Linked DNA regions of Homo sapiens: all the other regions are linked to region 1. Evidence: chromatin contacts called from ENCODE Hi-C or POLR2A ChIA-PET data. All regions are on one chromosome and are shown on one strand. Each heading gives the region's core, a stretch centred on a gene start or an enhancer-like site at or near the end of the contact. The rest is flanking DNA. Distances are from core to core; before and after follow the strand shown.

The links. A loop is a pair of places that touch in the nucleus more often than their neighbours do. ChIA-PET counts read pairs that join two places held with the same protein, here RNA polymerase II (POLR2A). Pooled maps may share reads with other maps.
Region 2: a map of CD4-positive, alpha-beta memory T cell shows a loop between it and region 1 (13-fold over the local background). The contact joins the promoter of CCNI here to the promoter of ANTXR2 in region 1. A Hi-C loop is called at or near these places in 2 of 168 maps with a recorded cell type or tissue (CD4-positive, alpha-beta memory T cell and naive thymus-derived CD4-positive, alpha-beta T cell) and 8 of 50 pooled maps.
Region 3: a loop to region 1 is called in a map of B cell, with 6 times the contacts of the local background. The contact joins the promoter of CCNG2 here to the promoter of ANTXR2 in region 1. A Hi-C loop is called at or near these places in 1 of 168 maps with a recorded cell type or tissue (B cell) and 6 of 50 pooled maps. POLR2A ChIA-PET finds 5 or more read pairs at or near these places in 1 of 52 experiments (T-cell).
Region 4: a loop to region 1 is called in a map with no recorded cell type, with 6 times the contacts of the local background. The contact joins the promoter of THAP9-AS1 here to the promoter of ANTXR2 in region 1. A Hi-C loop is called at or near these places in 3 of 37 single-sample maps with no recorded cell type and 7 of 50 pooled maps.
Region 5: a pooled map shows a loop between it and region 1 (8-fold over the local background). The contact joins the enhancer-like site here to the promoter of ANTXR2 in region 1. A Hi-C loop is called at or near these places in 2 of 37 single-sample maps with no recorded cell type and 10 of 50 pooled maps.
Region 6: a loop to region 1 is called in a map with no recorded cell type, with 8 times the contacts of the local background. The contact joins the promoter of HNRNPDL here to the promoter of ANTXR2 in region 1. A Hi-C loop is called at or near these places in 2 of 37 single-sample maps with no recorded cell type and 6 of 50 pooled maps.
Region 7: a loop to region 1 is called in a map of B cell, with 4 times the contacts of the local background. The contact joins the promoter of CNOT6L here to the promoter of ANTXR2 in region 1. A Hi-C loop is called at or near these places in 2 of 168 maps with a recorded cell type or tissue (B cell and naive thymus-derived CD4-positive, alpha-beta T cell), 1 of 37 single-sample maps with no recorded cell type and 8 of 50 pooled maps.

What each region holds. Positions count from the first base shown.
Region 1 is chr4:80,071,396-80,075,448 of GRCh38, reverse strand. ANTXR2 (ANTXR cell adhesion molecule 2) reads left to right here and starts at 2,220. Exons shown (of 17, transcript NM_058172.6): 1 at 2,220-3,040; 2 at 3,795-3,866. The coding sequence starts at 2,889. RefSeq lists enhancers at 1,871-2,150, 2,481-2,590 and a silencer at 2,771-2,930.
Region 2 is chr4:77,074,739-77,078,791 of GRCh38, reverse strand. CCNI (cyclin I) reads left to right here and starts at 2,803. Exons shown (of 7, transcript NM_006835.3): 1 at 2,803-3,320. RefSeq lists enhancers at 1,637-2,607, 2,506-2,735 and silencers at 2,916-3,265, 3,326-3,475.
Region 3 is chr4:77,154,871-77,158,923 of GRCh38, reverse strand. CCNG2 (cyclin G2) reads right to left here and starts at 1,717. Exons shown (of 8, transcript NM_004354.3): 1 at 1,418-1,717; 2 at 254-391. The coding sequence starts at 391. It overlaps LOC101928864 (a long non-coding RNA gene), which reads left to right and starts at 860. Exons shown (of 2, transcript XR_244659.5): 1 at 860-3,654; 2 at 3,948-4,053. RefSeq lists silencers at 1,409-1,518, 1,549-1,618, 2,039-2,158.
Region 4 is chr4:82,898,113-82,902,165 of GRCh38, reverse strand. THAP9-AS1 (THAP9 antisense RNA 1) reads left to right here and starts at 1,250. Exons shown (of 4, transcript NR_034077.1): 1 at 1,250-1,832; 2 at 1,943-2,089. THAP9 (THAP domain containing 9) reads right to left here and starts at 1,431. Exons shown (of 5, transcript NM_024672.6): 1 at 1,284-1,431. The coding sequence starts at 1,363. It overlaps SNORD144 (small nucleolar RNA, C/D box 144), which reads left to right and starts at 3,941; the gene lies at 3,941-4,026. It also overlaps a transcript of SEC31A not described here. RefSeq lists a silencer at 1,072-1,421 and enhancers at 947-1,466, 1,732-1,851, 1,467-1,986.
Region 5 is chr4:77,585,270-77,589,322 of GRCh38, reverse strand. It overlaps LOC105377296 (a long non-coding RNA gene), which reads left to right. Exons shown (of 7, transcript XR_938912.3): 3 at 144-256; 4 at 802-1,622; 5 at 2,598-2,731. It also overlaps a transcript of CXCL13 not described here. Among named protein-coding and RNA genes, the nearest start is that of CXCL13, 19 kb to the left of the region's middle. Within about 2 kb of position 2,247, at least 3 of the 41 ENCODE cell types and tissues checked have a DNase peak (open chromatin) inside an H3K27ac peak, as active enhancers do.
Region 6 is chr4:82,428,126-82,432,178 of GRCh38, reverse strand. HNRNPDL (heterogeneous nuclear ribonucleoprotein D like) reads left to right here and starts at 1,717. Exons shown (of 8, transcript NM_031372.4): 1 at 1,717-2,931; 2 at 3,733-3,901; 3 at 4,000-4,053. The coding sequence starts at 2,489. It overlaps ENOPH1 (enolase-phosphatase 1), which reads right to left and starts at 1,589. Exons shown (of 6, transcript NM_021204.5): 1 at 1,266-1,589. The coding sequence starts at 1,349. RefSeq lists enhancers at 999-1,098, 1,462-2,257, 2,409-2,498, 2,819-2,878, 2,258-3,053 and silencers at 1,339-1,658, 1,779-2,178, 2,549-2,788, 3,099-3,268.
Region 7 is chr4:77,817,242-77,821,294 of GRCh38, reverse strand. It overlaps CNOT6L (CCR4-NOT transcription complex subunit 6 like), which reads left to right and starts at 1,927. Exons shown (of 12, transcript NM_144571.3): 1 at 1,927-1,991. The coding sequence starts at 1,987. RefSeq lists silencers at 881-1,030, 1,291-1,450, 1,491-1,590, 2,081-2,150, 2,231-2,630.

The DNA of each region.
Region 1 (4,053 bases), core at 971-3,470:
ATTATAAACAAGACCTAAGACCATGCCAGGCAAAGGTCAAGTCACACACTCCTACACTTAAAAAATAAACTATATTCTAACTGCCAAAAGGGTTTTCTTTTTCTCTAGCATCTAAACAAACACTGGCCTCCAGATAAGCAATATTGAAACAATTGCATCTTACTGACTGCAAGACACTAACTAATTAATCCTCCACCCCTACCCCTGTTCCACAAGCCATAACTACAGCTCTGACTGGACAAGAGACTGATTTTAATAACTCTCCTGATAAGAGACCACTGACCATAGACTGGTTCTGGCTGGTTTACAGAGGCTGTGGCACTGAGTGCCTTCATGTCTTCTGTTTCACCTTTTGACATATAGGGCCTAATTATAATACATTTAATTGTTAAGTCTCCACCTCAAAGTGAACATGAGACATATGCAACTTGCATGTTTGCTTACTATTCATGTTTGCTTACTAAACATGCATGTTGCATATGTCCCATGTTCACTTTGATGTGGAAACTTAACCCACCTGCTTCAGAAATATGCATAGTTCATGTACCCCTTGCTTCAGAAATATTCATAGTTCCTCCTATAACCTGTTGAATATGTATACTTGGCCAACTCATTTAGCATAAATTCCTGTTCCACCCTTTCCTCCCTCAAAGTGCCTGCTTTTTGTCTCTGCCAGAGGCTACACTTCCCAGCCTGTCAAGATGTCCAGCCTGCAGCTGTAACCCTTTATAAGAAATGAAGTTCTCCTTTCCAAATTTATGAACCTCAGGATTGTTTGTCAACATGTTGCTACTGCAATAGTCTCCTAACTGCTCTCCCTGTTGTCACTGTTGCTAACTCCAAATTCATTGTCTCATTGCAGCCAGAATGATCTTTGAAAAACACAGATCATATCAATTCATCTGCCACTCCACTCCTGGGCTTAAACCCCTCTAATAACCTCCTGTCACACTCAATATTAAATATCTGAATTCCTTATCTCAGTAAACAAAGCATCACATAATCTGGCCCTTGCCTATTTGTCTTACATCATCTTACCTGCAAAGCTCCAGCTACACAGTTTTTTTTTTTTCTTTTTTGAATATGCTAAGCTAATGTCTATGGACCTTTGCAGTAACTCCAAATGTTTCCCCTTAGAGCTCTTGGAATGACTGGGTCTTTTTTGTTAGTCACTGAGTCTGTCATTCTTTATCATCACAATATTTTAAATTTCTACAGGCCACCTTTCCAATATGGACATTTTTTTTCCTTGCTTATGTATTTATTTCTTATTGTCTGTTTTCACTCTTCAGCCAGACTGTCAGCTTCATGAAAGCAAGGGCTTGTTATCTTGTTCTGTGCACTAACCTCCACTTCTGGAACAGTGCCTAGCAAATAATAGGCACTCAATGAATCTTTGTTAAAGTAACTAATTTTTATCTTCAAAGAGCTGACATATCTGGTTGTATATCAAATATAATAAATGAAAAGTTAAATACATATGGCAACAAACAGAAGAGATGTATATGTAAGTACTACATAAAGCATTGATTTTGTTAAAAATGAAAAGGTATTTAGGTTCTAAAAGCCAGTTTTGACTAAGGGAGGGCGGAAGTCACGGAGGTGGGGGGAAGAGAGAGGAGGGAGAGCAGAACTAGTAGACAGAGGATTTGTGCACAAACTTGAGTGCTTGCACAAGTTTTGCAAAGGAGACCTAGCTTGCCCAAAGCTGAAATTCTCCAAAACTGGAGCTTGCAGGGAAATGACAGTGGGCTGAAATATTTTGAGGTACAACTTTCCACTCCCAAAGAGGCCTGCTATCCCCTCCCACTCCCCACTCCGGCCTTTCCTTGGCTTGGCTTTTTTTAAAGAAAAAAAAAAAAAAAACTAAGCAGGTTTCTTTAGAAGAAAAAGAGGAAGTTCATAAAGAGTGTTTGTGGTAGTAGGGGTGGGGTGGAGTGAGGAGTGAGGAGGCCGTCACCTCCCATGGAATCCTTAGTCTTGGGTTTGTGAACCACGCATGGGGGCTGTTTTAGCACAGCTGCTAAAATAGGCCAGGCCTGCAGGACATACGGGTATGTTTAGTTTCTAGATAACTTTTGTTTTTCTAAACTCCTTCTTCCCTTTCCCAAATCTGGCAAGCGTTAGTCATCTTCAACTCGGCAGGAACCCACAAGTGTGCATGTGTGGCTCGGAGGCTTCAGCTGGGGCCCCGCCCTCGTCCCCAGGCGCACACTGACACACGCAGCCCAGACCCGGCCCGAGCGGGCTCCTGCCCTCGGCGTGGCTTCTCTCCAGCCGGGAGTCCCAGGGCCAGCTAGCCTCCTCCCCTAAAGGGGACGGCCTGTCAGCGCAGTGCCAGAGTCCAGCACCGGGAGGAAAGTTTCGGAGTGCGGAGGGAGTTGGGGCCGCCGGAGGAGAAGAGTCTCCACTCCTAGTTTGTTCTGCCGTCGCCGCGTCCCAGGGACCCCTTGTCCCGAAGCGCACGGCAGCGGGGGGGACTTCAGCCCTCCAGGCGGGGTGGGTTCCAGGTCCGGGTCCGAGGCGGGCGCTGGAGGCTCGGCCCCAGGCCGGAGAGGAACTCCTTTCGCGAGCTGTCGCCGTGGGCCCGCATTGTCTGCAGGAACTCTCCGGAATCGGGAGGGGGAGGACTGGATCGCGCTTCCACTGGGATTCGTCAAGAGTTCCGGCGGCAGCTGCGGCGGTGGCGGAGACTCCCTTTGTCCTCTCAGGACCTCCCTCTCTCCCTCCCTGTCAGCTGGTGGGTCCCGCTGCCGCAGGCGCCGGCGTCTCAGCTGCTCGCCGCCCCCCACCCCAGAGTGCGTGCCGGGTGACTCCCGCCACCTTTGCGACCCTCCTGAGCTTAGGGGACTGCGAGCGGGAGGGAGTCTCAGGCCCCCGGCCGCAGGATGGTGGCGGAGCGGTCCCCGGCCCGCAGCCCCGGGAGCTGGCTGTTCCCCGGGCTGTGGCTGTTGGTGCTCAGCGGTCCCGGGGGGCTGCTGCGCGCCCAGGAGCAGCCCTCCTGCAGAAGAGCCTTTGATCTCTACTTCGTCCTGGACAAGTGAGTGTGCGAGGGAGGTCCAGGGTCTCCTGGTGAGGGCGGCACTGGATCAGCTGGGGCTGAGGCTGAGATGCGTGTGCGCACCCCGGGGAGTGGTGTTGGAAACCCGCGGAGGGGTGCCCTGTTGCTGTCTTCTTTCAAAGGGCAAGCGCGTTCGGATCTGTGTGGGCGGAGATCAGCCGGGTCGGGGGTAGTGATTGGAGCCCCGGGCTACTTGGCTCTTTGGGGAGTTGGGGTATTCACTGTTTGCCAGTCTTTTGGCCTCTTGGGAAATGGGAGTGTGGCCTCTTGCGGGCCACGCTCCATCGGCCACAGAGTCCTTACCCACCTCCTCGACCCTGCTCGTACGCAGGCTAAAGTTTGCCTGGTTTTATCCTAATCATAGCGCTTTCATTGGAGCCAGGAAAAGCCTAGGGTTAACATGCCCAATGTGGTTTGCATTTCCTGCGAAGAAAGGCTTTTGTGTTTACTCTGAAGAGCTGGGTTCCACTCTAAACAATTAGGCAGGTATTTACCCACCCCAGAAAACGGGCTGACTTCTTCTTCTTCTTTTTTTTTTTGACGGAGTCTTGCTCTGGGACTGACTTCTTTAACTCTGGGTACCACCAAAGTTTCAGCTACAGATACCCTTACTTAGCTTGAAAAAGAGGCCAGGTGCCCCTATGTTCGTGGCATTGAAGAAGGAACCATTTCAAAATGTTTACTTTTCAGTTCCGTGTTTTGTTTCTCTGATCAGTTCAATTTCATCTTTCAGGTCTGGGAGTGTGGCAAATAACTGGATTGAAATTTATAATTTCGTACAGCAACTTGCGGAGAGATTTGTGAGGTATCTTTCTTACTTTACTTTTCTAGGCAGTGGAGAAGTAGAGCAAAGTGTAGAATTTCCCTTTTCTGAAACCTTTTATAGGAAAAACTTTTCCTGAAATGTTACTTTTAAGTGCCTCAAGGTCGTATTGCACACATGCTGTTATTAGGACAGCCCTTCAGTCCTTGAGGGCTTATTTCATCTGGAT
Region 2 (4,053 bases), core at 1,554-4,053, 3.0 Mb after region 1:
ACACTCAGAGGAAATGCTCATTTTGGATTTTCAGACTAGGTTGCTCAACCAGTAAGTATATAATTTAATGCAAACATTTCCAAAACTGAAAAAAAAGTTTAAAATTCAAAATACTTCTGGTCTCAAATATTTTGGATAATACTCAACCTAAATATTCACAGTTGCGCAACCATCAACACAATCAATCTCAGAACATTTTTCTCACCTCAAAAAGAAACCTTCAAAAAATCAGTTGGGCATGGAGGCATGCGCCTGTGGTTCCAGCTACACAGGAGGCTGAGGCAGGAGGATTGCTTGATCCTGGAGGTCAAGGCTACAGTGAGTCATGTTCACACCATTGCACTCCAGCCTGCAGCCTGGGGGACAGAGCAAGGCCCTGTTTCCAAAAAAAAAAAAAAGAAAAAAAGAAAAGAAAAAAAGAAAGAAACCCCCATATCATTTAACTATCATCCCCTAATCCCATGCCTGCCCCTAGCCCTAAGCAACCACTTCCTTACTTTCTGTCTCTATATATTTGCCTATTCTGGACATTCACGTAAGTGGAATCATATAATATGTGGTCTTTTGTGACTGGCTTCTTTCATTTAGCATACTGCTTTCAAAGGTTATGCATGTTATAGCATGTATTAGTATTTTCTTTTTATGGCCCAATAAGATTCCATTGTATAGGTCGGTGTGACGGCTCATGCCTGTAATCCCATCACTTTCAGGCTAAGGAGGGAGAATTGCTAGAGGCCAGGAGTTTGAGACCAGCCTGGACAACATAGGAAGTCTCATGGCACCCCCATCTGCGCCACGGAGCCAGACCCCATCTCTTAAAAATAAAAATTTGATTGTACATAGATGTATCACATTTGATTTATACAGGCGCCAGCTGATGAACATTTAGGTTGTTTCATCTTTGGCTATTATGAATAATGCTAACGTTTGTAAAAAAGTTTTTGCATGGACAAATATTTTCCTTTCTCTTGGGTATATATTTAGGAGTGGAATTTGCATTATTCTTATTGGAGTGAAAATCAGAAGCAATTTCATGGTCTAACAATGGAATTATGTTACACTCTCAATAGTATTATGCAGAAATGCTACAGTCTCAAGAGTAACATGCAGAAAAATGGTGGCTTTTTTGAATGAAGACCATATAATAATAGGCTACATGAAGTGAAAAAAAGAAAAAAAAAGGATACAACCCACTTGAAATCCTCCTAGGGCTTCCCATTCCTTCTTCTGTTCTATGGCATCTGTCCTCTGCTTCCACATCCTGCCTCAGTTGTCTGAGGGCCAGCCACACTAGCTTTCAGAGATTTTTAGAACGTCTCAGCTTCGGAGCCTTTTCACATAACTTCCTCTGCTTGTATCATTCTTTGCCCAGTGGTTTCAAGTCTCATCTTAAATGTCACTTCTTCAGAAAAACCTTCTCTGATATCCCAAACCAGGCGGAAAGGCAAGCGTTTCCACAGCAGCCGGCGATTTTCCATCTTAACGGTTTTAATACCAGAATTGTTTACTTGGTCAAATATTGAGAGCCTTTTATACACAGGGATAGAGGGTGAAACATGCAAGATCCCTGCCGCCTGCGACCTTATATTCTAGGGAGGGGATACATGCACAAGTAAACAAGTAAATGTACTTGGTAATTTTACATAGTGATAATTAGCTCAATGGTTATCCTCTGTTTGGACTGTAAACTCCATGAAGGCAGGAGCTATGTCTGTCTTGGCTACTTCCAGTTTGCTGAGTCTGGCCACTAAATAAACTCAACACATATTTTTTCACTGACAGTTAAAATAACTATATAAAAAACAAATGGAAAAAACAAACGAGACTTCTATAAATGGTTGAGATCTAGCTCTTCCTCTTTCAAAACTCTGTAATACTACATATTTTTAAATAATTAAAACAATCAAAATAGCAAAAAGTTACCGTTTGTACTAACAGAACCCCAAATAAAACCCATTTATGTCACCACACATTCTTTAAGCACCTGGTAATAAAACCTATTCGGAAATACTCAGACGTGTTGGTTGAGTGGATAAAATCCCCTTGCCACATTGCCAAGCAGGTTCCTCGCCGTCAGCAGTATAATTTACAGTGTTTCACTGAGGCCTTAAGCACCCATGATTTGATTCTCCCTAATTTTCCGATTCCTAAAACCCTTTAGAATCTCCCTCCACCCACACAATGTGGCAGTGAGAAAAACCGCAATTCTATTTACATGTCAACGGTAAGAACACGTAATACTTTGCTAGGTCAACAAATCTGCAAGATCTCCACCCAAGAGATCAGTAGCCCCTTCCCAGTGAATCCTTCTAAGAGCCTGGGGACGAGTAGGGCTAGATAAAACCAAGCTGCTGTAAAGCTGGACCACAGGAGCGGATCGTGAAATCCCCTCCCCCAAGCGCAGCGCTCGGCCGCTTCTTTCTTCCCCAGGCGCATGCGCAGCGCACTCTCCGGCCACCGCACGCCCCCTCAGTGGGGGCCCAGAGACGCTGACGTCACCGTGCGGTCTGCAAGCAACCCTTCCGCTCCTTCAAGGAAAATGAGTCCACGGACCTTCGGCTTTTCTTAGCCACGAGAAAACGTCCTCCCTCCTTCCATCCTAGTGCCAACGACTTCCCCAGCCCGTCTCCTTTCGGCCGCACTTCTCTGTACTTTCGTTGGACCGGGAAGGCGGCGGGGAGGAACAGGAAGGGTGAAAGACCAAGTCCGCGTAGTTTACAAGGAGTGGGCGAGTCTAGGAATCGGTCCGCGAGGGCGGAGCCGAGGAAGCCGGCACTTCTTCCTCCCTTCCCCTCTCTTCCCCTCCCTCCCCAGCCTTCCCCGCGAGCGGACGCGGCAGCGCCTCTGTCTCGCTTTTTCTTATTTTTCCCCCCTTTCCCCTTTCTTTTTTTTTTTTTCTTTTCTTTTCTCCCCTCCCCCCCTTTCACCATTTCCCCTCGGAGGCGCTTTCCCCGGGCAGGGGCAGAGCCGGTCTCACCCCCCGCCTCTCCCCGGCCCCCGCCGCCCTATGGCGAGAGGGAGCCCCCTCCCAACCCGGGCTCGAGCGGCGGCGGCCTCAGGCCGGGGGTCATCATGGAACTAATTCGCTGACCGACCCAGCGGCCGCAGCCGTGCGTCCCGCTCGAGCGCCAGCGCCCGCGCCCGCGCCCCCCGATCCGCTTCCCCTTTCTCCCTCCTCAGTTGGCCGAGTCGTCCCGCGCGCACCGCCTCCGCGCGCCTATGAGAATGAGGTGGTAACGGGCCCCCGGATGACCCCGCGTCACCACTGTGAGGCCTACAGCTCTGCCGGGGAGGAGGAGGAGGAGGAAGAGGAGGAGAAGGTGAGGGGCGGGGGCGGGGGCGGGGGCTCGACGCGTCTCCGCGGCCGGCGTCGACGCGCTGGGGCCCCGCTGCTCCCCCCGCGCCGCCCCCGTGGCAGCGCCCTTGGCCGCGCGCTGCTCGCCGGAGACCCACCCTCCCGCATCCCCCAGCCCGGGGAACCTCGGGGCCGCCCTCTTCGTCCTCTCCGGCCCAGACAGACCCGTCACCTGCCCACTTGAAAACGGCACTACTGTGTTCCTTTTCGGGCCAGTTTTTCTGTCAGCGAGTAACTTTTTTTTGTGGCAGCGGCAAATTAGCTACTCTATAGTGCGTGTTGGAGGCTCTACGAGCCCGTGTTAATACACAAAGAAGGGGACACACCCCCACCCTCAGGTTGAACGATTCTCCGGGGACACCAGGAGGATTACTAACTTTGCACGGCAGACTGAATGCCAAATGAATGGGGTGAACCTCCGGTGCTGTGAAATTCGGGGGAGGGCAACGTTACCCAGGGCTTGGGGCGGGTGGGTGGGGGGAATCCGGGGGAGGTGAGATTTGAGTTGTGCTCTAAAGGCTAGATTAAATAACTGGAATTTGAAAGGAGGACAGAGGAGCCTCCGCTGGAGCTAGGGGGCTCCGTTACAGATCCTTTTGGCAGAAGTTGACAATTGGGTATCAAAACAGTGGAAGGTGTTTCGGGAGGTAGGATGGATTCAGACTCTGAAGGGGTTTGAACTAAAATGTTTATGTTTT
Region 3 (4,053 bases), core at 468-2,967, 2.9 Mb after region 1:
TGGAGTATGGGGGGCAGCGAGGAGGGTGCCACATTAAAAACAACAACAAAAAACCCCACTTCTCTAAAGTATCACTCTCATTCTTGCTAAGAAACAAAAGCATTAACCTGTAATAAGGTTTATCTTGGTACTCCAGAAAGAACAACTTTTAAGAAATTTTGCAGGCTTTAGTCATGATTCAACGGGGGCGGGGGGGTTACCTCCTCCAAGCCCCATCAGCTGCTTGAGCAAGTTATCTTTTCTGCCAACTTACCTCCGGGGTAGCCTCAATCAAACTCAGCCCTTTTTCTCGAGGTTGGAATCTCTCTTCTTGTTCCAGGTAGACGTTCAACAACCCGAGAAGTTGGACCCCTTCATGACCTGCCAAGTGCTCTGCCCCCAAATCCTTCATCTGCAGTAAAGACACCACACAGAGAATGTAATCTGGGGGTAAGAGGGGTGGGGAAGCGGGAGAAAGGGCTGAGGCCAGTACCTCCAGCAAGGGTCGCCCCAGCACACCCCGACAAGGAGCGGGTGAAGGGACCAGTCACGTCCGCCAGAGCCCCAGGGCAATCCCCACCACGGCCAGGGAGGTGTGGCAGGGGGAGGAGCCGTGGTCAGGTCCGCCGGCCAGCGCTGGGTAAGACCGGCCAGCCCTGGCCTCTTGGCGTTTCACAAACAGGAAACTGTCCGCGGGCGCCGGCGTCCCCTCGGTCTGCCCCACCTGAAGTCGCGCCAGGGAGGGCCTTCTGCCCAGGGGACTGCAGTGTGGCGAGCGACTGCAGCGGGTCCCGGGGATGGGGTGTTGCACAATAGGGGGGAGGGGAGGGAGAGTCTCGCGACTGAACAAAGAAGCGGAGGGAGGAGACTCCCGAGCCCCGCCCGCCCGGGGCGCCCAGCTGCAGAAGCCCCTCTCGGAGAGTCCCGCCCCCAGCTTTTCCCGTCCGCTGCTGCAGCGCCGATTCCGGACTTACCCGAGAGGCGGATACCCCCGTCCCAGGAGCCCTGGGGTGGCGCGGCACACCCGGCTACGGTCCGGGGAGAGAAGTCCAGTCCAGCCCGCCCGCCCCGCGCCCGTAGGGACAACACCCGTCCACCCACTGATGCCGGGGCCCCACAACTCTGCAGAGCCCCGGGGCTGTCAATTCGAGAAGCACCACGCCAGCAAGTCCCCGTGACAACACGAGCGGGGGCGGGGGGCACCGAGGCGGAGACTGCCCTTAACCTAGTCGCAACCTCCTTCCACCCCACGAGCATCTATCTGTCCATCGCGGGCGCCAGCTCCCCCCGGGGCTGGGGCTGAGGGCAGCACCCTGGTCGCTCCAGCGGATGAGGAGCAGGCAGCACCGAGGCACTCGCATGGTACCAACCTCCTCAAAGCCCACAGTCCCCACCACGAACAAAGAAACCCACGGCGGCCCTGGGCGGGTCCACTCACCGTGCCGGAGACGCGCCTCCACCCGCCCGCGGCCTCGCGGTCCGCACGGACTGGGCGCAGCGGGGGCTTCCAAACCTGTCTCGCAGGTCGGGGACCCACCGCCTCAGCGGTGCCCCCGGTCCGGCATCCGACCCTTCCTCCCAGGCACCGCCGCCTCGGCCTCACAGCCCCGGCTCCATCCCGCTCCCCGCGCGCCCACCCTCCGCCGCGGCGCAACGCCGGCCGCGGAAGACCAGCCCACCGCCGCACCCCCGCCGCCTCAGCGGAAACCTCCCCGAGCCCCTTGTTTTTGTTAAGAGTTTCGACGCCCCCAAGGGGGCGGGGCACGTGACTCCCCGCGGAGGGATCCTGCACTTCCTCCACGGACTTTAAAAAAGAGTCCCGCCCCTAAGCTGCCGTCTCGAGCCTCTCTCGCGGCCTCCCTAGCTCTCCTTGGCTTTGCCGAGCCAGTCCTCCCGCCTGGCGCTAGGGCGGAGAGCGGAATCTGGGCGTCGGGCTTATTCCGCGATTGATCTGCGTTGGGGAACGGGGGAAGACAGAGGGGCGGAAGGAGATCGTTTCTGGTCTCATTACGCCTTTTAAAGGTCCCCGATTTGTTTTGTTTTCGCTGTTTTGAAAAGTCCGCCCAAAGTAGCCGGCTCTCTGATTGGATGCGGGTGGGGCGATGGGCATGCTGAGGACCTGATTCACCCTCGAATCTGGATTGGCTAACTTATCAGTCTTGGAGCCCTCTGATTGGCTTTCTCCGTAGCCTGAGCCTCTCTCTGCCTTGGGGCCTTAGCAACTCCAGGGTCTGGATTGCGCATGCCTGGGTGTGCAGCGGAGAAGGTATTCAGTTACCTGCCCTGCGGGGCTGTGCCTTCTCGCCTGGCTGCCTCCGCCTTTCTTGGGGGAATGTCACGCTCGCGGCGCTTCTCCTAACAGCTAACCTTTGTGACAGCCTTTTCAGCCACGGGAGAGTTTTCTACATTCCTTCTTTATTTTGTCTTGGCGTTCCATTTTGCAATAACCCACCAAATTATTATAACATTGTCGGGGCGTTTACTAAAATATTCAATAAATGCTACAAGTTTGGGTATTTGCTTTAAAATTTTACAGTCCAAGAGAAAAAAAAATGGAGAAGAGAGGTGAAATAAGATAGGCAAAAAGTTGAGGGTCGAAGCTGGGTGATGGGTACTCGAGGCTGCATTACAGTATTCTTTCTAGTTCTGTGTCTTGGAATTTTTCCATAATTTAAAAAAATTCAGGAGGGACTGAAGGAGGGGCTTTTCAATAAAAACTTAGCACGCTGATGAGGGTACGTAAACATCTAATAATTACGGCGTACCTCCAGAGGTTGTAGTGCTGTTGTTTTAATGAAGACTCCCAGAGCTTCTTGGTCCTTGGTAACCCATAAATTATCATTTATTGTTCATTATAATTAGCGTTGTTATTATAGGCGACACGTCTCCCAGGACGGGACAAAAAGCAAACAAACCAGGTGCCTTAGGCCAGAGACACTTTCACACGGAATATCAATGGGGCATGTGGTTGACTGCCCTGGAACATTTATTTGTTTACTCTCTCCCTCCTAAATTAGAAAATACCATATTCGTGAGTTCTAATCTACATAATCAGATAGTCCCTGGGAAGAGATTTCTCCTTTCTGTTCTTCTATGTGTTTTCTGTGAATTATTTTGTTACTTGTGAAATATGGGAAGGCACACAACATAGCTTTGGCAGCGCTCTTCTTTGCGGAGCAGCTAAGGAATTTTAAAACTAGGTCCCTTTGCATATTAGCTCGGACTAAACACAGGCATCTGTTTGGAGCACAGAGCAACTGGGGGAAGGCAGCCCAAAAAGCTAACACTTATTTCAGAGAGGTGTGAGCTTGGTGAGGGTTTTGGAAAATAAGATAAAATTAGCACACCAGTTTTAAATGATTTACAGGCTACATAATTTTATCCAATGCTTGTTTTATCTTTTAAACATTAAGTGATAACTTTTATTTGACATAATCATCTTGCTGGAAATCTATGCTGATAAACATAATAGGAGCATGAAACTAACTTAGAGACTAGAGCTAAGATTAAAATTACAGAGATGACAGCTCATTGTACAGAGCATCAATAGGCTGAGTGGACAGGGCCCACAGACAGAAAGCAGCTCGACCAACTATCCACCATCAGAGAAATGAAGAGTTTGTGATCAAAGCATGAAGGAGACTGGGGATGTTTTTTTCAAGTAAGAAGGCAAAGGTAAAAAAGGAACATACGTTATTTTATAAGTGATGTGAAAGAGGAAATGCAAATTTATGTGGTAGAAGACTTTAAAAATAACAGACTATATAAAACAAAAAGGAAAAGATTTAGAAATTGTCCTTTGCTTAGGCTACATAATTTTATCCAATGCTTATCTGATCTTTTAAACATAAATAAGTGATAACTTTTATTTGACATAATCATCTTGCTGCTTAGCACTAAATGATATGAAGCTATACTAAATGTGTACTCTATATTTCATAACTGGTATTTTATGTGTCCTTTTACAGACAGCCTCTTGAATGATGTGAACAGTGATGGCTTTCTCTGAGAGTAAGACAAGAAAGCTTTGTAAATGGCGTTGAATTTCCTGCTCTTGGCAGGCCCTGCTCAGCA
Region 4 (4,053 bases), core at 1-2,500, 2.8 Mb before region 1:
CTGCTCTCCAGCCTGGGCGACAAAGTGAGACCCCGTCTCCAAAAAAAAAAAAAAAAAAAAGAAGGAAAATGTTGGGAAATATTGTAATCTAACTAGCATAACTAGTTTTGAGTTCTGGAAAAAATTAATTTGGTAATAATACCATTTTTAAAGCATTTACCTTGTGCGTTACATATGCTATAAAGTCTTACGTTTTAGTTTTACAAAATTCTACAAGGCAGGTTTTTATTCCTCTTACAGAAGAAGAAACCAAGACCCAGAGCCAAGTACAGACATCAGTAAATACTCAATTAAAATTGGAATTCATGTCTCCCTAGTTTAAAACTACCTCTATCACAAGAAAAATCCCAAATCAATTATGGTCTCACATACACAATGAGTTGGTTCACACTGCTAACAATTTAGGTGGAGGAATCAGCCCTATTTAAAAAATAGAAAACAAAAAAAAAAAAAAATCAATGAATTTTATACATAGCCTACCATACATACTCTAAACTCCTTAACCTGGCATTTACATTTTTAAAATGGTTTCTCAGGTACTTTTCCACTCCTCTATATTTGCACTTTCTATCCTTTACATTTTCCCATGCCATTCCTAACTACCCTCTTCCTACCCCCCCTTTCCAACCATAAAGTTCTTTTTGATCTTTCCATAAATCTGCTCCTTTTGTCTGTGAGGATCTATTTTACCCACTTTTCTACTTGCTAGTGTACCCTGAATACTGAATGACCTATACCAGTCTGAACCATGGATATGAGTTCAGATAAGACTGATCTGAAATTCTTCCCCACTGTCGAGCCAAATGAAACTTCCCTGCCATGATCAAATCCAGCCAGAATCGGACCGGCCTTGCACAGCTCGGCTAACAGCACTTAAGAACTTGCAATGTCAGGCAGTACAGGAGAAAACTGATCTGTACTCGTGCTCAGGAAGACGCCACACACACACTTCAACCGTTGTCCTAAACTGCCTTCCCTTTCGGCCTCCTCACTTCAAATAATAAGACCATCCAATTAATGGAGGACTCCTTTCGCGTAACTCTCCTTAAAGCGGTAGGCGGTGCGAGAACCGGCTATTCAGAGGTAAACACTGGGCGGGAAGAGAGAGAATCTCAATTCTCACAGTGCCCCAATTCCGCTCCCACGCCCCGACGCTGCGCACGTCACGTCGCGTCACACACGCGGCGCGACCCACAGTGCGGCCCGGCCCCGCCCCACGCCACGCCACGGCCCGCCGGGCCCCGCAGGGAGTTCGAAGGCTTCGAGGCTGCTCCCATACGCACTGGTGGAAGGAGAGGCCGCGCTCCCGGCTGAGCACGGTGTCACGGGTGCTGCAGCCCACTGCGGAGCAACTTCGGGTCATCTTCTTGTTACGTGGGGCCCCACCTTCGGGGTTCCCGCGACAGCATGAATCACGACCACTTTAGCTCCGCCCGTTGACTCTGCGGCTACGACCTTTATTTGTCACGAAAGGCGGGCTTTAGAGGCGCGGGACTTCCACACTTCCTCTCCGAAGGCCCTGCGCCGGTGCCGTAGCCAATGACAGGCCACGTTGTGTCCCAGCAGCCAATCGGAAGGGCCTGAGCCTGAAGACGTGCATTTGACCGCTCCTCCCTCCGCGTTGGAGGCGGAATAGTGGGTTTTGCTGCAACCGGTTTATTTTCCTTCTGTTTTCACCCATTCTGGCACAATCTGGCGCCATCGTCCTTCTTGTGAGGCCAAGCCTGAAAATGCGAAGCAGAGAGGCAGGACCAAAATTGAGGCGAATCCAGGAACCTGCCAATGGGTCTCCGGGTGCGGTCTCTGAAACTGGAGGATATCGGGAGGAAAGGGTATGGAAGAGGGATAAAACACGGTGCCTTAGGTGTGTTGAAGACAGAGTCGGGCCAAAAATATATGATTTACTGAGATGCGTGTCGTGTTCTTGCGCTTTATCTTGTAGCTCTCCGATGCGGAGATAATGGGGAAGCTCTTGGCATGGTTGGCTGTAGGTATGTGATACCGGAGGAGCAGGAGTCAAATAGGATACGCCGACTTTTAATTCAAGGAACCCTTTTCTGAAACACTTTGCCACAATGAAGGAAATAAGGTAAGGTTCTTGGGGCTCCTCAGTAGTAATAGGGGCAGGGGACAAGGGGCAATTAAGTGGTTTTGGTTGGGAATGAGGCATTATGAATAGCTTTCAGGAGATAGAGCTTAGAACAATGTCTTAGTTATAAGCTCTTATGTTTGAGGAAGAGATTTCAATTTGCTTAGAGAAGGAAACGGGCCAGTGGGTTTTTGTCTCTGAGAAGGAGATCCTTAGCATACAGAAAACAGAGAAGGGTTTGCAACTTTTCCGTTTCTTTGTATAGCACACAAAAATAATTCCAAATATCCAGGCCTAACAAGATTGCTTCTTTTTCCCCTTTGTGTTTACTTTGTCCAGATTACAGCCGAAGATACATATTAAGGTATTACTTATTCACACCAGTTTTCCATTATAATATGCTTGTATCTTCTCTGAATGGAATTAATAGCTTTTGGTTATGGTTCCTTAAAAGTCACATGGCCTAAGGATAGATGGTCAAGGAACTTTGGAAAAATTGGTCCCTGGGGGATGTGCAGGGCAAATACTTTTTGGCTGTAAGGTGTGTGCAGAGAGTAAGAACTGGATTTAAATACTGTAAGTTGGTTGGGCTGTTAGAGCCTTTTCCTGCTCAACCAATTAAGACCCGAGTGAGGCTGAATAAAAATAACATTGTTTTTAGCTATCTTTAAGGAAAAAATTAGTTGCCTTATATTTTTGTAACAGTTTTACTCAGATATAATTCTCATACCACACAACTAATTGGTTTAAAGTGTACAATTCAGTGGGTTTTAGTATATGCACAGAATTGTGGAACAGTCACAATCAATATTAGAACATTTTCATCACTCCAGAAAGAAACCTCATTCTTACTAGCAGCACCTCCAAATATTCCCCCACCCCGCTCAGCAAACACTAATTTAGTTTCCGTGTGCCTCTGCCTGCTCTGTACACTTCATGTAAGTGGAATTATGAACTAATATATGGTCTTTGTGACTGGCTTCTTTCACTTGGAATGTTTTCAGAGTTCATCCATCTTATAGCACGTATCAGTACTTTATTTTTTATTGCTGAATCGTACTCCATTTTATGGATGTAGCAGATTTTGTTTATCCGTTCAACAGTTGGTGGACATTTGGGTTTTCCAATTTTTTTTTTTACTATTATGAACATTTGTGTACAAGTTTTTGTGTGGACAAATGTTTTCATTTTCCTGATTACACACCTAAGAGTGGAATTGGTGAGTCATAAGATAACTGTGTTTAGCTTCTTGAGGAAGTGCCAGATTATTTTCCCTAGTGGCTGCACCATTTTACATTCCCACCAGCAGTGGATGAGGCTGCCAGTTTCTCCACATTTTTGTGCATGTGAAGTGGCTGTCTCATCGTGGTGTTTGCCTTTTCTTAAGGACTCAAAAGTTTGCAGATACAGGCATTCACTTGCCATTTTCTTAAGGTAGAGTTGAAAGTACTGCTGCCAGTTCATCATCTGAAATGAGGGCTGTTTTCTTTCCTGTTTAATTGGATTGCAACTATTTGCCTTTCCTAAAGATGAAATAGTGTGCTTCCTACATTATTCTGACAACATTCCTTTAATTGTTAATTTCAGATGAATTTCTGAAAACTGCTTTTATCAGAACAGATTTACTTAAATGAAGGCAATAGCCGCAAGGGGTCACTGCTCTAGATATTTACTTCTGCATAGGAAATAAGTAATCCTTTATAGATGGAATTTTTTTTTCTTAGTTGTATTTTTGTATCTTTACATTTGTTTATAACTTATCTATACTTTTTTTGTTGTTGTGATTATTTTACTGTTGACATGGAAGTTCTCAATCTGATCATTTGGTTATATCATTGCTTCTTCTAGTAACTTCATATCCAGTGATTAAACCTTTTCACTGCTGTTCACATAATGAACCGTTGTGATTATTGAATACTTAAATGAGGATATGTAAGCTGTATTAAAGATAGTGTTATTTGCAA
Region 5 (4,053 bases), core at 998-3,497, 2.5 Mb after region 1:
GTGTGGATGTGCTGGACAAAGGGATGATTAGTGTCCCAGATGGGATGAAGCAGGATGGCATGAGATTTTACCACACAACTTAGAACAGTGCACAATTTAAAACTTATGAATTATTTCTGTAATTTTCCTTTTAATAATTTCAGACTGTGATTGGCTGTGGATAACAAACTGCGGAATGCGAAACTGTTGATAAGGGTGGACTACTGTAACTCTGGACAATTTCCTCAACTCTGCCCAATATCAAAGGAAGGCTCTTGTAAGCATTTCTATAAATTGCAAAAGGTATATGTTCTATAAGCCTTTCCAACCACATCGGCCTAAAATAGAAATCTAGACAGAGTGAAAATAGAAGTGGCTAAGAGGAAACTGCTTCAACCATGGGGGTAATTTTCATTTCTGGTAGTCATAAAAGGAAATTTTCTATCCTAGTCTTCCTGAGTTTGATTCACCTCCATTACTACATGTAGTGGTTTTAATAGTAGTGAGCAGTGATTGCTATGGGAGAGTTCAGCTTTGTTCTCGTTTATCTATGCTTGAGAAGGGAGGGTTGGAAGTGGTCAGAGCCCAAGAAATTAATCCAGGAAAAGAACCAGAGAAAGAGGATCTGTGAGATGGATCAAGAGAATGAAGATAGAGCCAGATTCATGTCTCAGGCTAGAGAGAACTGAGTATCCAAAAGACAGAATATTAGCTAGGTAGGTAGTTGTGGAGAGAAGCTCCACTGTTGACAAATACACATGCCAAGGACAAATAAGAAAAAATTACATATTTAAAAATAATTCTTCTGCTGTGCTCTCTTAGCAGGCTCCAAGCATTGTCAGTGATGTGCTACAAAGAGGAACAACTAAGCTGACACAGATATGAAGGCAGCAATGACACTGAACTGCCAGAATAGTGATCCTCAAAGGTGGACAGGTGTCACACCTGAATCCCTGGGGGTCAGGACCAATCAACTTCCCCGCCTACCCCAACCGTGGCCACTCTTTCTAGTCATAGTTTATCTTATGCCTCAGGGGCAGTAATGGGGTTAAGAAATGGTAGAAAGTATGTACCCAAATTCTCAATCACATTTGATTGTTCACTAGAACTTTTTCTAAGAAGACTAAATGGTGAGAACGGGGGGATGGCCCTCCAGGAAAATTCAGGTAGGTGTCATAATATTTAATGAAAGAGGCATTTCCTTTTTTAATCCTTTGTAGGGTCAGAAAAGAAAAAAATTCAAGATATGCAAAGGAAGCCAGATCAAAATCCCCTTGGCCATGGATACTGGTGCCCTACATCAGCACCCTTCAAGAGTGTGGATGAGGCTGAGTAGGTGGGAACCTGCATCCCTTGAAAGAAGCAGGCAAGGACAGGGTAGTGACAAGTGCTGGTCACTTGTGAGGGCTGCCTCCCCATCCAGTTCCCTCTGCAGCCAGGAGCAGGAGTTGTTTCTGGCTCAAGCCAGCCCCCATGGCCGCCATTCCCTTATATGACCCTGCTTCGCAGGGTAACGTACCAGACAGTTTCACGCTCGTTATCCTTGCAACGGATTACTCGGTGAGGAGCATCAGAGAACTGAAAAGACAGACTGACTTCGACTTGAATCCTGGCTCTTCCTCTTACTAGTTTCATGGCCTTGGGTATGTTACTTGTTTTCCTGGAGCTTTGTTTTAATAATCTTTGAAATGGTAGTCAATGGAGAATTAAATGAGATAAAACAGGTAAAATATTTGGTACTGTACCTGGCATACAGTGGAAGTTGAATCATGATGAATATCAGTTTTTGTGAAGGATCCAATTAAGCAATTCTGTCTCTCCCTCCTATGAGCCACCATTGTACCAAGTACCACCTCCAGTATTGTATCTACCCCTAAGGATCACCATTGTTTATTTTTGCACGTGTCTCCTTAGCTGGACTGTGAGCTTCCTGCAGAAAGAGAGCAAACCTTACAGCTTCGTATTCCTTAAACTGTAACCAGCACATAGTATATAACCAGTGAAAGTTCGTCATATCCCCCTGGCTCCTCTGCTGACTGAATGCACAAGTGAATGAACAAAGGGGATGGTGGTGGGGAGAAATGAAACTAGAGATCTTCAGTTAACCAAAGGGAATGTTCCAACAGAGCCCACTTTTCTTGTTTTGACTGGTTCGGCAAGTAAGACATCAGACTTACCGGATATTGTTCAGAGCACTGTTGACTAACTTGTTGACAAGGGATGTCTGGGCTGCATTATAGCCAGACAGGGAAGGCTGTTCAAGTTTCAATACTAGGTTCCTGAGTTAGGAGTGACTAAGCAGCAGCCGCCCCATACTGCCAAGCTACCGTGTGGTTTCACACCATCTGTCACTTGCTGAAGAGGACGGAGTCCCCCCTAGAACTTCCCTTATTTCACTACCACCTACTGCAGCTGGGTCTGCAGTTTGTAGGCAGGAGATGTGGGGGTCAAACTATACTTCATTTGTGCCCAATTTTCAATTGCTATCTAGACTCTTTTCCTCTCTGGACTTTAACCTTTGCTATAAAATTTCCCTAGAGCTTCAAAATTGTACCCCGAAGTGCCCCTGACTAACATCAAGCATATATGAAGATAATGTCTCAGTACTCTATTTACAGATGGAAAAATGAGTTATTCCACTGAAGCCAGGAAAATCCATGCTGGCACCCTAGCAGTCCATCAGAAAGTCGTTATTTCTCCACTGTCAGAGATCCTGTCCTGAATATGCAGCCTAGCACAGCATGTTATGGAGGTAATACCCATGTCCTTTGCCCAAGGCGCTTGCTCTTACTTGTCCTCGTGGGCACAGTGGAATTCTAAATCATCGATGCATACTGCCTGTTTTGTTAGGTCCCTTTAAGTTCATATTCAGCTGACCTGGCAAGAGATATGCAGTAAACTTTGCTCAAAAACGTTAGGACCGGAGATATAGCAAACTTCAGCAAAGATGGAAAGAACCATCCTGCCAACATACCGATTTTAAGAACAGCACTCTCTCACCAAATTCAATTATCTTGTTACTCAAAAATATTTTTTACATGTGATTTCATTGTGTCCCTTTGAGAACAGGGAGAACAAGTAGCTTATCTAGGATGGCATTGGTCCAGGCCTCTTATTCACAAAATATGTCAAATTTAGACTTTCACCTTAACTTCAAACGAGGTTATGCATATGGTCACTGAGATTCAGGATAAATGTGAAAAGGACTTTTTTCTCATGCAACTATACAATTACCCCATTATAAAACTGCACAGCCTGAATTAATTTTTACAAGTCATCACACAATTATGTTGCATTGTTTATAGTGTTTCACAAGTGTTAATTTATTAAATGTAAACACTCAAAATATACTATATTTTTGCAAGCCTGTTTTGACAGTTCCTCAATCAATGTACTGGGGCTCAACCTCTGGGAAGTGCTAGGTCTGAATTATCTTTGTGATGGTAAATTCCAAGTCCACAGGAGAACCAGCAAGTGTAGATTTCATCCCTCATGATGAGGCCTGCCGCGTGCCCTATGGAAGCAGAAAGATGATCACTCAGCTGCTTTGGGGCCTATTATAGCTTCTCAAATATTTTGAAGTACCCAAAGCATAGATAACCAGGTGTTTTACCACAAAAGTCTAGTTCTAAGAAAATATTCTTCAAGAGACTATGGTGACCTATCATTAGTCATTGATTAGGTTTAAAAAGCCATCACTTTAGTGTCCACTGGGTGACACAGCGTCTCTCTGAGACTGGTGTAGGAAAGGAAAGGAGTGGCAGCTCTGAAGCAAGCACAGAGCTAACGGCAGCTTTCACCCATCAGCAGGTCAAAGGCTTTGTTACCCAGACTGCTAGTTCTCGTTTTTGTGCATGTTATGAGAAAGACTCACACGATGTGGCTGAGGACGTTTAGGAATCAGTAGTGCAGCTTTCTGGACAGTAAATGGCAGCCAATGACATCAGCCGCAACCTGCTCTGCAGACCTTGAGATTTAATCATGATTTAAATAAACATCGTTTGCAATAATTTTTCATTAAATTAAAATTCCTGATTCACATTAACCAAGTCCCCCTGCTCCTGTGCATCCATA
Region 6 (4,053 bases), core at 468-2,967, 2.4 Mb before region 1:
GGCTCATGCCTGTAATCTCAGCACTTTGGGAGGCCAAGAATTCCAGACTAGCCTGGGCAATATGGCGAAACCCCGTCTCTACAAAAAATACAAAAATTAGCCAGGCATGGTGGCTCTCCCTTCAGTCCCAACTACTCGAGAGGCTGGGGCAGGAGGATGCCTTAAGCCCAAGGAGGTAGAGGCTGCAGTGAGCTGTGATTGCACCACTCCACTCCACTCCAGCCTGGGAACAGAGTGAGACTCTCAAAGAAAAAAAAAAAAAAGCCTTATTCACAGATAATTTTTTTTAAAAATGGAAACTAAAATAGAATTTAAAACCCAAGCTGCTCAGTTTCTTGGAAGATGGATTTTTCCTACTTGGTAATATACTTTGTATATCTCGACTATTATTGTGCATGCAAGCACCTCTAAGAAGTACTTGTATCTGCAATGAATTCTTAAACCTCAGGGAGCCAAATAAAAAGACAAGGCCCGAGGAATTCTTTCAAAAATTAAAGTAACATTTCATATTTGCTTATTCTAACAGACAAAGAATAAAGAAGGAATCCGCTAAGTTGCAAGCTGAGGTGCAGACAAGTGCTGGTTCACAGTGACATCCTAGAAGGAATGCTCTGGATAAGAGCTTCAAGCTTCTGTGGTTTTCTGAGGAAAGTGAACGGAATCTAGACGTGTCCTATAGCTCAAAAAATCAGCGCTATGGACCACAGCGCCTAACAGAGTAAAATAATACACTGTGCAGTTTGGCCACTAACAGCAAGAGTGGGAAGGGGCGAAGAGGAACCTTGATTGCCCGACACCAGGGCCACCTGAAAAGTCATCTTGACACTTCAGTCTTTCCATTTTGAGATCGGAAGCTTTAAGGACCATTAAATCGCTGCCGCTGCCACACCAGGCCCGACGGAGCAGAAAGGCTGCGCTCACCTGCGGAAGCGACCGGGTGCACACCTGCCGGGTGGCGAGGCCCGCACCGTCACACCCCGCCCCGGCTTACCTGCCCTTCGGTGATTTTTAGCGTCAACTTCCATCCCTTCCCACCCATCTGGATCCAACCAAGCGCAAGGGCGGGGGAGGGAGAAGCTAGTGTCGCGAGGAAAAGCATCCCCGCAACCCACCGCAGGCTTTCTCTCCTTCCTCCCCATTCCACACAAGAGGCAGCCACACCGCCTCTCCTAACCCTCGTCTCCAATGCAAGGCCTGAAATACTTAGAAAAAATAATAACTGTTTTTAAGGAAAAGTAACATCCCCGCTCCCTTCCGCCCCTCACCTTCACGAAAGCAATCGGGGTTGTGGTACCTTCGATATCTAACAGGATCACGGTGACTTCGGCGGGGACCGAAAGCACGACCATTTCCCTACCGGATGCTACGGGACTCGGCCTGCTGTTGGGGAGGGCGGAGGGCGGCGCCGGCTGCGGCTGCGGCCCCCGGTACCGTCTTGGGCTTCCGGCGGCCCCGCGCGATCTCGGAGCCAGCGACCAAGTGCAGCCCGCCGCGCGTGGGGAGAGGACACTTCTGCACACCTGGAACTGGAAAAGGCGGCCGCCCAGGAGCCCTGAACTCGTGAGCAGGACGGGGCAGGAGCCCGAGACCACGTGGGCAGGAAAAGGGGCGGCCCTTGACGGGTTCGGCGGGGCGGGGAGGGTGAAGGCGCCAGCGCCGATTGGCCGCCGTCAGGCCTCGAACTGGATCCGTCAAAATGGGCCTCGCGTGGGCGGGAACAAAGAAGCGAACGCGGGAGCAGGGTGCGCGAGAGCGCGCCCTCCGCAGACAGGTTGAGCGAGCGGGAGAGGCCCGGGGCACGTGCAGAAAGGAGCCCCGCGAGTGGCGCGCCGGGGATGTGAGTGCCCCTTGCCCTCTACTGAATCCAGCCCCCTCCCCGCCCACCGCCTCCGCCTTTGCATAGATACAGTCATCTGGCCAGCCCCCGCCCCTCCTCCCGGCGTCAGCCCGCCAGAGGCCGCGCGGGGCCCGGGCTTCGGCCGATCAGCCCGGGAGGCCCCGCCGCGCCCCCTTGGCCCGCGCGCCCGTGGTCACAGTGGAAGAGGCGCCCGCGCTGCGCTGCCCGGAGGAGCCGTCGCGCGCCCGCTTCCTGTTCGGCTGGTTCCTGCCAGCTCGAGGACAAAACACGCGTGCGCGCGGCGGGCGAGCGCGCTCGCCGCCTCAGTCGCCAGCGCCGGGCGCAGTCCGCCTTTTTCCGGAGCAGACTGGCCGCGGTGCTAGTCGGTAGCAGCGGCCGCCGCAGCGGCTCCGCACTGGCGAACCGAGGGCAGAAAAAGGCGGGGTTGACGGCTTTTTGGTAGGAGTGGGCTGGACCGGACGCCAGAGACAAAGGCTCCCAAGGCAAGAGGGACTGTGGCCCTGCGTCGGCTCTGCTCGGGACTGCTGACCCCAGGAATTTACGCCCCTTCGTTTTTCTCTTCTGATTCTTCTCTTCTCCCAAGCCCGCGTCCCCTCACGCGTGGCCTCTCTCCTTGCCGGGAGGGCCGCGATGGAGGTCCCGCCCAGGCTTTCCCATGTGCCGCCGCCATTGTTCCCCTCCGCTCCCGCTACTTTAGCCTCCCGCAGCCTCTCCCATTGGCGGCCGCGGCCGCCGCGGCAGCTAGCCCCGCTCCTCCCTTCGCTCGCTCCCAGCTCCGCCCGGCAGGGGGCGCGCCGGGCCCAGCGCCACGTCACCGCCCAGCAGCCCTCCCGATTGGCGGGCGGGGCGGCTATAAAGGGAGGGCGCAGGCGGCGCCCGGATCTCTTCCGCCGCCATTTTAAATCCAGCTCCATACAACGCTCCGCCGCCGCTGCTGCCGCGACCCGGACTGCGCGCCAGCACCCCCCTGCCGACAGCTCCGTCACTATGGAGGATATGAACGAGTACAGCAATATAGAGGAATTCGCAGAGGGATCCAAGATCAACGCGAGCAAGAATCAGCAGGATGACGGGTACCGCACGCTTCTTCCCCCGCTCCCCCTCCCCCAGCGCGCCGCACGCGCCCTTCGTTCCTCGTGAGCCGCGCGCTGCCCCCATTCTTTCTCAGAGTCGATTCCCCGCGTGCCTTCTGGGCCCCACTAGATTGGAGGGAAGAGGAAAGTAAGAGATCGAGGGGGTGACTGGAGAGACCCGGGAAGAGTGGGGGAAGGGCGGAGGGGTTGGAGGAGGAGGGCGGCGGCGTCTGTGTCCCGAGCGCGCAGGCGCCGCGTGGGACCCGGGGGGGAGGGGCCGGCCTCCCAGCGCTGCACGCTGCAGCTGCCGCCGCCTCTTCATTGTGTCTCTGTTACCACTCGGCGCGGTTTTCCTGGGAAGAGTTTTAGAGGACTGAGTTGGGGCACAAGCAGGCGACTGGTACCCAGATTCACAAAACGTGTTATGATTGATGAGTTCTCTGGGTGGAACGTTGGCTTGACAGCTGAGAACGAAGATGGACCTAAGTAAGATAAGATGTGAGGGATTCATCTAGGAAGTTGTGCCTTCTACCTAAAGGAATCTGGGCAGAACCTTTACTGTATTTTATTGGTCTCTTTTGAGCTTTGCTTTATGTAGTGCGGACAGTGAGCTGTCCGCTGGTTTGAGTAACTTCGTTGGGATATTGGGATTTTTGTGTGACATAGATTAAATGTAAACATGAATTAAATTGCCTACACTTAGGGGGTAAATGTCCCTGTTTTTATTTCACGATTTAATTCCAGAACTGAAGGATCATTTGAGTTATTGTTAATTTTTTTTAAAAACACTTTTATTTCTAGTAAAATGTTTATTGGAGGCTTGAGCTGGGATACAAGCAAAAAAGATCTGACAGAGTACTTGTCTCGATTTGGGGAAGTTGTAGACTGCACAATTAAAACAGATCCAGTCACTGGGAGATCAAGAGGATTTGGATTTGTGCTTTTCAAAGATGCTGCTAGTGTTGATAAGGTAGGAACTATGTTTTGCATTGTGCTGCTTTTGTGGTGTTTTGCAAATTTTTCTGGGGGTTATATGGTGCTGTCAGATTAAATAAATCTGTCTTGTAGGTTTTGGAACTGAAAGAACACAAACTGGATGGCAAATTGATAGATCCCAAAAGG
Region 7 (4,053 bases), core at 678-3,177, 2.3 Mb after region 1:
CAATAGTTCTGCAATTATGGACTCTTGTAACAGCTGTTCAGTTTTAGCTAAATGATGATTTGCATTTTCACCGCACCTTTTCCCCCAAGAGATGAAGGCATTTTACATTCAGTAATAAGGCCTAAGATGAATTGCAACCAACGCAACGTGCTTAGTGTGCTAAACACTCCTGTGGGGGAAAAAATACTGAACATTGCTAATATACCCTTGACCAACACTGGTAAATACACGAGCCCGGGCATGCATTGAGAAAGAGATTAAAATTGTGCAAAACTGCAACAGCAGTACTCTGCCTCCACAGCCGGTGTAATTTGCTTTTTGGACTGCTGGCCCAAAAAAGCTGAAGCTGGCCCACAAAAACAAAAACAAACCCCAGAAACTTAAAGTATCACAGCCAGGTTCACCAAGTAAACACTACTATTTCTAGTTTGCATTTGGATGTTTTCATTCTGTAGATGGCATGGATAAGCTACAAACAACAAACTAAAGTCTACAACGAGAAGGGAGAATTAGAAAATAGGACCGGGTTATCGCTGAGCGTCACAGGTTCTTTTATTTACCTTTGACGATACAACTTACAGATGCTATATGTTTTTAAAAAAAATCCACCGAATATGTCAGGAAACATTTCCTTCGGTCACTTCACCTCCCCTGGCGTCTCAGCCACCTAGACCTACGCTCTGCTTCGCTGTCAGGTCGCCTCGGGCGAGGAGGGTGCAGTAAACAGCGCCCACACAAGAACCCGGGGTGAGGCGGTTTCCCGTCTCTTCGCCAAGGCTCTGTGGATGTGGGTTTCTGAAACTCTACCACTCTTCTCAGCCCCGCTCCTCGCTCAGGCCAGGAAAAAAGAGTGAGAAAACAGCCAGAGCAAAACAGAAAACCATTAAGAAGCCCGGGCCTCCGCGCGCTCACCGCGACAAAACGCGGCGCACGGGGGGCGGGGCCAAGGCGCTGCGTAGGAGCTCCGCCCCGTCACCGCCCCGCCTCCTTCCCCTCACCCCAACCCTCCGCGCCGGGGAGTGACTGACTCCCGCCAGCCCCTCCACGTCAATCAACCCTCCTCGTTCTCGCACTCTCTGCACCTTGTTATTAATCTCAATACCGATATCGCCCGGACGCCTCTCCCCCGGCCCTCGGGGGTGTGAACGTGTGTGAGCGGGAGCGAAGGCACCGAAAGCTGGCGTCTCTGTTCAACCTCGGCCCCAGCAGCACCCGGCGCAGCGGCAACCCCCGCAGCGGCGGCAGCCCCAGCACCAGGAGGCCAAGGCCAAGGCCAGGCTCTGCGTGGCTCTCGGAGCAGTAGCCGCGGCTCCGGCCCTGCGGGGGCGCAGCTTCCTTCGGCTGGGGCCTTCGCGCCGGCGGCCGCGGCCGCGGGGCCTCTCTTGCGCGCCTGGGGTCACTGTCCTCGAAGCCCGGCGGCGCGGCCCTCGTCCCCCTTCCCGACCCCCGGTCTGTCTCCTCGCTCCCTTCAGCCGCCTTCCGCGCCGCCGCCTCTGCCGTTCGTCAGGCGGCCCGGCCCGGCCCGCCCGCCCCGCATCCCCTCCGGCCGGTGCCTCTCCCCTCCGGCGGGCTGCCTGCATGTCTTTGCTGCCCTCAGCCCCGCCGCCACCGCCGCCGCCGCCTCCCCCGCCGCCGCAGCACCAGCACCAGCCGCCCCGTCGCCGCCGCCGCCGCCGCCGCCCGGACCCCGGCGCGCTGAATGCAGGTGAGGAGGGGGCGCGGGCCCCCCGAGACCCCGGGCCCGGGTTCCCTGCGCGCCCGCCCGCGAGCCCCGGTTACGGGCCCTGTGTGCCGCCGCGGCTTCCCCTCGGGGCGGGCGGGAGCGAGGCCCGCCGTGGGTGTTTGTGTTTGCGTCTGCGTCTGCGGCCGCGGCTCTGGAGGGGAAGCATCTGTGGGGGCCTGGTGCGCGCGCGCGCGCGTGTTTGTGTGTGTGTTTCCCCTGCCGCGGGGAAATGGCTGCTGTTGCTTCTGGGCCAGAGGAAGAGAATGAGGTAGAGTGTTCTTTTGCCTCCGAGTAGGACCGAGAGTGTTGGGAAGAGGAGCGCGTCCCCGGGGAAATGAGGTGGGAGAGGGACAAATGTGCGTGTGGGTGTGCGAGTTGGGACTTTGGCGGGCGGGGAGGCGGCCCGAGGACCCACGGCGAGTGGGTGTGTGTCGGGTGACTGGAGGGGGCGGCGGGGCTGACCCGCGTCTCTTCAGAGGCGGGCGAAGGTTCCGGGGTGTGTGTGTGTGTGTGTGTGTGTGTCGGGGGTGGCCCGGGGCCGGGACCCCAGAGTGGCGTGTCCCTCCCGCTTTGTGGCTGCGGCTCCCGAGCCTCGCAGGTGAGAGCTGCTCCTAGGGGGCCGGCCGGGGAGGGCTGAGTGAGTGCGGCACACGCGCGGCAGCGGGGCTGGGAGAGCTGCTGGTCGGTGCCGCGCCGCTGATCCCGGGGCCGCCGTTCCCCGGCCGCGGCAGGAAGCGCGCCGGCCTGCAGCGCGGCCTAACTGCCTGGGCGCCCGCCCACCTCCCCGGACGCCTCCCGGGACGGCGAGCCCGCGCGAGCCCACGGCGCTGCCTCGGGCCTGGGCAGGTGAGGGTCGGAGGCGGGACTCGCCGATTGCCGTCGCCGTGGCCGCCTCCGCGTCTCCTGAGAGGCGAAGGCTTATTTTGGCGTTCCAACTGCAAGCCTTCGCCCGGCCGGCTGTGGGACCCGAGGGAGGAAAGTGAATCAGAACAGTCAGTCTTGGGAATACGCGGTGTCGTGTTCCCTTCTTTTCATCCTTCCCCTAAGGCTGTGTGGAGGGACTGAGTAAATATTTTGGATTTTTGTTGCAAATACTTTGCCGTTGGTAAGATTTTTTTTTTTTTAATTAGACAAACATTTTCTTGGAAGGGCTGAGGAAGAAAGGGAAACTGGCTTTCCTGGCCTGTGGGATTGGATGGATTTTGTGCATTTGAAATTGTTTTATCCTGCCTCCTAGGGGGAGAGGCGTGTACGCGCCGCCGAGCTGAGGAGCTGGGTGAGGAAGAGGAAGTTACTGGAGCTGTCATCCTGCTTAACTCGGTCGGCTATTGAGCTTAGACTGTTTAGGTGGATTGTGTTCAGGGAGTTTAGCTGAGCCGTTTGTACACATTGGAAGCACAGTGTTACATTTTACCGTATTGCCTCTAGTTATCTTGTCAATCAAGATAGGCTCAACAAACATGTTTTCCTCAGTCTCCAAAAACTAGATCAAGCAACCTCTGTTGTCTACTCAGTATGTGCTGCTGGAAAGCTATTTTGAGAATAGCCTAAGCAAAACCCAGTTGTAAAGATAAACCTGCTGCCAATAGGTCTACAGTACATTTCAGAACCAAATACAAATGGCATTTGGATAATTATTTGCTAATGTGCTTTTCTACTCCAACCTCATTACATTTGTATGTAGTTAGATCATTTAGCTAGAACCGTGCTGTGGATAAAAGCATAATACAGTTTCGATCCTTGTAGGCCGTACTCTGTGTCATGGCCAGAGATTGCTCTTTGCACCTGGTCTCACAAAGAAATAGTGTATGCTGTTCACGGGGAAGTGGAGGGAAGAGAAGGAGGGGCGAAGAGCTGTTCTCTATTACCACTACTGGAAAAACAATTTAACATACGTAGTTAGTGGGAAAAGGACTTGTTTTACAGACTTCAGTTAGCCTCCCAGCTGTGTGATTTTTCCTTAGCTGTTTGACCTTAGGTAACATATCTATAAGCCACAGTTTTATCAGTCACAGAGAGCTAATACCTTTATAGTAAGGTCGTTTTGAGAATAGAATGAGAAAACATATGTTTGGCATGTAGTAGATGCTTAGTTAAATTTTAGTTCTGCCTCCTGCAGCCCTGACTATGGGCATTGAAGAACCTTTGCAAACACAAATATGATTAATTATTTAGAGCAATATTAAGTAACTATAACGTAAAAAAGACAATGGAATCTTTCAGAGCCCTTCAGTATACAAAAGGTATATATATAAACTTTAATGTATATAAGAAGTTTTTTTCTAATAATAAAAATAGTCATTAAAATAGCCTAGTTATTTATAAAAATA